2 separate regions of the Mus musculus genome follow, and region 1 is linked to region 2. A link is a contact called in ENCODE Hi-C or POLR2A ChIA-PET data. All regions are on one chromosome and are shown on one strand. Each heading gives the region's core, a stretch centred on a gene start or an enhancer-like site at or near the end of the contact. The rest is flanking DNA. Distances are from core to core; before and after follow the strand shown. Region 1 holds the start of Tmem86a (transmembrane protein 86A). Region 2 holds the start of Spty2d1 (SPT2 chromatin protein domain containing 1).

Region 1 (4,182 bases), core at 1,306-3,805, 42 kb after region 2:
TAGAAGTGGGAGTCCTGGGATGCACCGTACTTAAGTCTAGGGCTTGGGCTCCCAGGGCAGAGGGAAGGACCAAGGAAATATCTGGACTGCGTATGGTGACACACATTCAGTCTCAACAGTTGGGAGGCAGAGGCAGCTGATCTCTGTATGTTTAGTGCCAGCCTAATTTACATAGAGTTCCAGGTTACCCAGAGCCATACAGTGAGACTCTGTCTCAAAACAAAACAACAAACAACTCTGAATGGGCAAGAGGGCAGTCTTAGAAGTGGCACGGAGGAGTGGTGCTATGCTTTTGTGGGCCACCTACTTATGTAATTACTTTGCCTACTGGTAGTAAAATCCTGTGAATAACATTTTTAGACCTTTTATTTTTTTGTATCTTTAGGTATTTGTATATGAAGCTTATGACAATTGGTGAATTAGTAGGGCTAAGGTAGGACATTGACTTTCTTTTTTTCTTTCTCTTGTGTAACAGAACCCTGGCTATCTTGGATTCACTATGTAGACCAGGCTGGCCTCAAACTCAAGAGATCCACCTAGCTCTGCCTCCTGAGTGCTGGGATTAGAGGTGTGTGCCACTATGACCAACAACATGTTGGTCTCCAGTAATTTTGGCTGGCCCCAACTATTAAAGTTTACGGTCTCAGGGGTTGGAGAGATGGCTTGGTGGGTTAAAGCACTGCTCTTGCAGAGGACCAGAGTTCTGGTCCCAGCAGAGTTGCCATTCGGGCAATTCACAGATGCTTGTATACCACGTCCGGGAGTTCTGACAACTCTGACCTCAACTACATTCACTCTTCCCCTAGTAAGAGAAATCCTCTTAAAAGTTCACAGTCTCATCTTTATAATTAGGCAAACTAGGGTCCAGAGAAACAAAAATGCCTGGCTTGACTACACCCTTAAGTGACATGGGAAGGTTTGTAAATGCGTGTGGTGATTTTATAACCTGTTGATGGGAGACTGAGGCTCCAAAGATGGAGTAGCGTGTGCCCAATTACACCACCAGTAAGTCCCAGGCAAGGAGGGGCCAAGTCCGTGTTGCTTTCAGTTCAATGTTCTTTCTGAGCAACACATTTGGTAATAGTGTATATGACAAAGCCTTGGGGGCAGCCATTCTCATTGCTCATTCAGATAATGTAGGTGAGAAGCTGCTAACTAGGAAAAAACATGAGTGTGCCTAGAGATTAGGCATGTGACTCCCCTCCCTCAAACCTTGACTCTCACCTTTTTTGGATGACATTTGGAATTTTCGGTTGTCAATACTGTCACTAGGAAAAGGGCTGTCCCTCTCTGAGGGGATGTCAGGTCGGTAGTTTAGGGACCAGGATGGCTGGGGAAGGCCTGGAGGGGGAAATGAAGAGAATGACCTCAGGAAGAGCTCACTGGAGAGTTCAGTATGTGTCTCTCCCTGGCCAGCACGAGGTTGGGGTCTAGTATACAGCCCTGTATCCCCATCTCAGGAGTGGCCAGCGTTCTTTGCCTTTCCAACCGCTGAAAGCTTTGTGTATATTACAGACCACATTCCTACCCTTTTGGATGTATTTGGAAACCTGCATCCCCATGTAGCCTGCTAGATAGACTTGTACTTCCCGAAACCAGGTACCTTTCCCCTTCTTCATCCTACACAACGTGTCTGGATTGAGCAGAGCCTTAGAGGTCACCCATGCATTTTACAGTTGAGGAAATCTAGGCTACAGAGGCAAAGGCTATGGAAGTGGCAAACACAGCCGCATTGCAGTCCATTTGACTCCTTGCCAATCCACCAAATTCTGAACACATACTTCTAAACATGCTTCAAACCACTAGTATTATAACCATTTTATTGTTTTTCTGGCAGCCAGTTTACACGCCTTTGGGTCTTTTGGTCACCGTTGCTGCAGCTGTGAGGGGTGTATGTTCAAGGCAACCTAGTGCCTGTAATTTGTTTACTCATTGCTGTTATGGGGTCCACATACAGGCTGCTGCTTGCTTTCATCGTGTCTTTCATGGTACGGTGAAGGATGATGGTCAACCCACAGCTCCCTTTCTGTAGCTTTATTTGTTTAGTGTACAAGTGTCCACGCGTGCTTAATGCTACTACGAGTCTATATAGTATATTGTGTGCCTGGATACATATCTCTTACCATGCTGAACGTTGAGTGTCTGTTGATCCTCTGTGTCCATTGGGACACATTGGGACATTGTCAAAGACATGTCTTAAAGGAATTGCATCCGCCTAGATGGTATGTTTAAAGGTTGACGAGAATCTGCCTTTGCTTTTTGTTCCGGTGTTAAGAGAAGATGCATCTCGCTGTGCTCCGGGTCAGTGGTGTGCCTGTCTCTTAGCCAGGCTGGCTATCCAACCTTGGGGGTCGCCGTCACGTTCCGGGATGCCCTGGCACGCCTCCCTAAGAGGCGTGGCCTGAAGGCCACGCCCACGCCCGGGGGTGGGAGGATCTCCTTTTCAACGCAGAAACAGAGGGAGCCCGGCCGGCGCCGCCAGCAGGGCTCCGCCCATACGAGGCTTCGGCCCGTTCATTGGCTGGGTCTGTGGTGACGTCGTCGGGTTCACAGACAGTACTCTGAGCGCCCAGCGCGCGGGAGGTATTGTGCTTCACCCCAGCTTTGTTCGGTCGTCTGCTCACCTGGCTCTGGGTGCGTCCTGGTGGTGCAACCCGGAGCGGGTGCCAGCAGCCGCAGCCGCAGCCGCCGCCGCCATGGTGTCTCCGGTCACTGTGGTGAGTGCGCGAGCGCGCGAGCCCGCGGCCAAGCCCCCCGGGCCTGGGACGAGGCAGCGGCAAGCCGGGCCGCCGAGGGGGGCGGAGGAAGGTGCTGTCCCCTCCGGGGAAGCGGCTGCTGTCACGGTTTTTAGCTCCTCACTCTTGTAGCGTCCCTCCTACGCGCGCCCCTCGTCTGCCCGCGGGAGGGAGGAAAACATTGTGCACGTGACTCGGAAGCGTGACTGTTGATCCATGAGTGTCTGGAGCGGGTCTGCAGGTCTTGGCCTGGAACTGGATGCTGCAGGCCCTAGGGTTCTGTGTGGTGGACCCTCAGGGAAGCATTCGAGAGGGTGCAGGGGGGTGCCGACTTCCTGGGAATGCCCCAAGTTTCTCTTAATATTGTAGGTGCAGGAGGTGACGCCTCTGTCTTAGTAACGCTGTTCAGGCGATAGGTGAAGGTGGACCTCTCTCTGTTGACCTGACCTCCTTTCCAGACTTTCTCAACTCCAGCCTTTGAGTTGTCTCTTCACACTTCTAAGGCTGGCTTCTCTGACTGTCATGATTTCACCACTTACTGCCAGTTTCTTCTAGGAAATATGGGTCTGGGGAGTAGGGGGAGGGGGAGCAAAGGTGATGTTTCTGAAGGCTGACAGGTGGAGCTGGGCATGCAAAGGTGATGTTTCTGAAGGCTGACAGGTGGAGCTGGGCATCCCTCCCCCCCCCCCCCCCCCCCGTTTCCTCCCTTTGGCCTTGCCCTCACTCTGACTATCCCTGATAAGGGAGTTTCCATGGGAAGGGAGTGTCAACTCTGCTCCCATCTCTAACCTCTGGAAAAACAAGAGCAGGCTTGTACTCTGGACCCACTATATGTCTCTTCTCTACCCTTTCCTAGTTGCATCAGGTACCTGGTTGCCAGGGGATCTAAGTGTCTTGTCCCTTCAGAGTCCTGTGTGGAGTGGCTTGCTCACACACAGTCAGAGCACTTTTGTTGGAGTATGGGTCTATAGGGAACCTCAACTGCTCCAATTCATGCTCAGAAACCCTGAACTTGCAGGCCAGGGGAAGGAGCTTCGGGAGACCACAGAACATCTGCAGAATCTCCTCCCCCTGCTCAGACTCTGCCTGCAGTGGCCTTGAGTAAAACCTTTCTTTAGCTGCCCTCCCCCTAATCCAGCTGAGACCCAGTCAGCTGGCCAACTTCCCCCTCTCAGTTCCCCATCTCCTCCCAGCCTGTCTGCTGGCTCCAGATCAGAAGCCCTCCCCACCCCCCTTCCTGTCTCTGGTGCCTCAAGTTGCTCTTGTTCTCTGGGAAAGAAATGGCCAACATCCCCTTTTCCTAGCCTGGAAACCTCTGGCCTTTCAAACACTGTTTCTTCTCCCAACACAGATCTAGTTCTCTTCCCAGCATCCCTAGCACCTCTCTTTGTCCTTGATGCCACCTTTAGTCTGACATAGGTAGAGTGGAAGGTCGGGGCGGGGGCAG
Region 2 (4,343 bases), core at 1,667-4,166:
GCTCTCTGCTTGTGGATTGAGATGTGAGCGCTTGGTTACATGCCAGGGCCATCCCTGCCGGCCTGGTGTCATACTGGTCATGAAATCTAACCCTCAAAGCCCCCAGTAAACTCTTCTATAAGCTGCCTTGGTCATTGCGTCTTATCACAGCAATAGGAAAGGAACTCTTTGAGGTAGGGAATAAAGGTGGCTGAGCTAGTGGGTAATGGATGCTCAGGGAGGGGACGTGATTTCTTTGGTGATGCAGTCTCTGGTAAACTGGCCATGCCTCCCCAATGCTCATGCATCTAAACTCAGTGGATCTTTCTGTGACTCTCTCTCACCCACCCACCCACATCATGAAAGTGAGGGGCCTTGGGGCCTTGCTACTTTTCAGAAGCATGTGAGGGATCTGGAGATAGGGCCCGGAAATAAACAGCAGAGCACCGAGGAAACAGCAACATGAAAGCAACACACATGTAATACAACCTGTGTTGATGTATATTAAATATAAAGCACGGGACATGGGAATTTGTTAATACTCTGTGTTTAATCAGCGTTCAAATTATCCTGAGCTGATAAAATTAAGCTGGATAGATGGGTCAGATTAAGCAAGATCATGGATTAAATTTAACACTATTTACCTTGTTTTATTCCAATTGATTTCTTTTTTATGGCTTTCATTCCGTGTAAAAGATAAAGAAGTTAAGGATGCACACTGAGCCAAACCTCTAAGTTTACTCTCTCTTTTAGGGGAGGGAAGGATGGTTTATAAATGTAAATCACTTCACAGAGTACAATCACAAAGCAACCAATACACGTACTCTCTAAGTATCACGCATTTAAAATTTTTCTGCTCTAGGATGATCTGTCTGCCCTTTTCCCAGAAGCTTTGGCTTTTAGTAATTCATTCATTCTCATTCTCTCTCTCTCTAATTCATTCATTCTCATTCTCTCTCTAATTCATTCATTCTCATTCTCTCTCTCTAATTCATTCATTCTCATTCTCTCTCTCTCTCCCTTCTTTTTTTTTAGTTTTTTGAGACAGGGTCTCTCTCCTTAGCCCTGACTGTCCTGGTGTAGACCAAGCTGGCTTTGGACTCACAAGATCCTCCTGCCTCTGTGAGTGCTGGTATTAAAGGTATGAGCCATTACACCCAACCAGATATTGGCTTTCTAAATCTGGGTTCTGATTCTTCCACAAGACAATTCTTGGGCACTAAAGCTAGTATCTGTTTTTGTTTTTTTGTTTTTCTTTTAAACTTTTCTCGAGATTCAAGAAAATTTAAGATAAAATACAGACCAAATTATGCAAACATGATTATGATATCTAACAGTAATGTGACTAGATAATCTACAAATGCATAAAGTACAAATGCATAAAGGCTTGTGCCCACAGCAAAACCTGCAAGGCTGATGAGATGTGGCTTAGCAGAATCTTATTGAGTGATTATTATCAGGGTGGGACATATATGTGTGTGTGTGTGTGTGTGTGTGTGCATGCATACAAATATAACTACGTTTACTCATTAATTTAGGTAGATATACTCAAGGGTTAAAAAATAGGCTGGATTTGACAGGAAGTGACAAGATAGGAAAAAATACTGCAACATACAAAATTAGGAAATGCAGAATCCAAGTGAGATCGCAAATTCCAACTGATTGACTCTAGAAGGTTCTTTTAAGTTGGACACTTCACAGATTAAATCTCGGGTATCACATTGCGATATATCGGTTTACAGCTGTTCTGTGGGTACCTTCTGGTGATCCAGAAATGAGTAGTTTATGCAAAACAGCTATAACCCCAGAAAGCAGATGTGGGACCACTTCAGTATTTACCTCTGAAAATACTATCAAACTCACACATTTACTGAGCAAACGGAACCTAAAAATCTGGAAGCCCACTAGGAAATGAAAGCTGAAAAAGGCTTTGCCCAATCCGTTCGCACAGGGAACCGATAGATCCAAGGGACATACGGCAAATAAAAGGTCTACCAGCACACCCGCAGCCCACATGATCACCTCACAGTTGGCTATGGATTTCCTGCAAAGCCCTGAACTCTTTCCAACAGAAGATACCTCCTTGGCAGGTGATACCATCTTTGGTTCAGTGGGTGGGGCCACGAACCGGAGAACGCTTTCAAGAAATCACAAAACGTTCACCTGGAAATCCGTATTCGACCCGCTAAAAGACCCAAAGGCTATCAGGACAAGTCCTTAAAGTTCTTAAAAGTCCCCGAGTTTCCTGACTATACTGGTCCTCAATTTAGGGGCTGAAGTTTATTCGACGCCAGGCGCTACTAATGCTACACAGTATTCAGTCAGGCGCGGCTTATCCCCCCCGACTTTGCGCAACTCTTAAAAACACCGAAAGCCGCAAAGCCTACTTTTCAGGGCACAGGAGCTGGCGAAAGCGACCCCAAGAAAGCGCTCCCTTTTCCATCCCCAGCTCCCGTGTACCCACACCTCCGCTAAAACTCCAGAAGAGGGCGTGCGTAGTTCAGGCTTTCCCGAGGCCGACAGACGCTCCCCGAGAAGTTCCACCCACCACACACGAACTTGACGCCCGGGTTTCCTACAGCAACCCCGGGGACTCACCGGTACGTGGTTGACACCTTGTCCTTTGGAAGCGATCAAGAGGATTTCCCTGAAGTCCATGTCTGGCCGAAGAGAAAAGCCCGGCTGGGCCGGGGACTCGGGACGCGGTGGATGCGAGTCTTGCCTCTCGCTGAGCCTAAGCGCTACTGACTGGCTTGCCTTGGTGGCCCTTCTCTCGCCGCCCCTCGACACCGACACTTCCGGCGCCTTCTAATGCCGTGTACCGCCCCCGCGCTGCCGCCGAATACGAAGTATGTGTGTGTATGTATACACACATACACACACACACTCACACACACACGCTCAGCGCCTCCGCAGCGCTCGCAAGTATTTGCGCAACTTCCGCTTTCGGAGATAAGACACGGAAAACGGGTACGTGGCCGTTGGCGTTGGCTCAAATGGGTGGGACTGAGGCTTTTACTAGCCAATCAGACGCAAAATGGCAGTTTAGGGGTGTGGCTAAAGGGGGCGGGGAGAGCGGTCAGCCCGAGGATCTTCGCGGCGAGAGAGGGTTTCAGTGTGAGATCCGGGGAGGGTGGGGTGGGAGGGGGGGGGGTGGAGAAGAAGAGAGACCCGACCCCCTTCTAGAGCTGGGCTCTGTAGGTGTCACGCGTGGATGTACAGATTCCAAATGACGGTATTCCAACAGCTGGTGCGACAGGTCTGGAGCAAGGGATCTCGGTTTCGTTTCGCTGGAGCCCCGAAGCTACGCATGCGCACAAGAATCCTGTCCCTGGGACGCCAGTTATCTCCTGGAGGCACCTGATGTTCTTTTAAAAACCTAGGGAAAGAGCGAAGACCTTCGTCACATGCCAAGCAGAACTTGACTCTGACGCACTGCAGAATATAGTGCATTCATTGGGAGTCTAGCCTGACTTTCTTTTGCGTTATCTTGAATTTGGTCATTTCGACTCAATAAAGTAGACGTGAATAACTAGGTATACCTGAGTCTGGGGGTGGGAATGGGCTACGGACCGGTTTGGTGTGATGGAAATACCCCTAAACTGGACTGTGGGGGTGGCTGCATTATTTACTATTTTTTGTACAGCTGAAAGGGTGAGTGTATACAATAGACCTTATTCTGTGATGATGTGAGCGCCTGTATTGGAATGGCTCCACTTCAGGCTGAGTAAAAGACCAAGATGAAGCCTGCCTTCCCCCTAGAATTTTAAATTTCCTTTCCTTTCCTTTCCTTTCCTTTCCTTTCCTTTCCTTTCCTTTCCTTTCCTTTCCTTTCCTAGACAAGGTTTGTCTGTGTAGCTCTGGCTGTACTGAAATTACTCTGTTGACTAGGCTAGCCTCACACTCACAGAGTTCCACCCGCCTCTGCTTCCCAAGTGCAAGGATTAAAGGCATGCACCATCACTGGCTGGCAGTGTAGAAATTTTTCTCTTCCTCAGCCTCAGATATCTTAAGAACCCGCCCCTAACTCAACATAATATTCCTTTTATAGATACTTTTTTTGTACTTATAGATGCTTTTTAATACATACGTATATACATTTTTGTGTGTGAGTGTTTTTGCCTGTATATTAGTAAGGGCTCCATAGAATACCAGAACTTAGTTGTGCACTACTAAACAGGGCATGTCTCTTCCATGTTAAATTAGCTCATCTGAGCTGCTGTAAATGTGTACCCATGAAACTGTCAGTAACTATATAGTAGTAATGAGCATGCGTATATGTGTGTGTGCGTGTGTGTGTGTGTGTGTGTGTGTGTGTGCGCGCGCACACGCATGCGTGTGTGTCAGAGAGAGAGAGAGAGAGA

What was found. A loop is a pair of places that touch in the nucleus more often than their neighbours do. ChIA-PET counts read pairs that join two places held with the same protein, here RNA polymerase II (POLR2A).
Region 1: a loop to region 2 is called in a map of left cerebral cortex, with 3 times the contacts of the local background. The contact joins the promoter of Tmem86a here to the promoter of Spty2d1 in region 2. A Hi-C loop is called at or near these places in 1 of 37 maps with a recorded cell type or tissue (left cerebral cortex). POLR2A ChIA-PET finds 5 or more read pairs at or near these places in 2 of 5 experiments (Patski and embryonic stem cell).

The regions. Positions count from the first base shown.
Region 1 is chr7:47,048,085-47,052,266 of GRCm38, forward strand. It overlaps Tmem86a (transmembrane protein 86A), which reads left to right and starts at 2,556. Exons shown (of 3, transcript NM_026436.3): 1 at 2,556-2,717. The coding sequence starts at 2,697.
Region 2 is chr7:47,005,498-47,009,840 of GRCm38, forward strand. It overlaps Spty2d1 (SPT2 chromatin protein domain containing 1), which reads right to left and starts at 2,917. Exons shown (of 6, transcript NM_175318.4): 1 at 2,578-2,917. The coding sequence starts at 2,637. Gm32031 (predicted gene, 32031) reads left to right here and starts at 3,057. Exons shown (of 2, transcript NR_166573.1): 1 at 3,057-3,096; 2 at 3,227-3,511.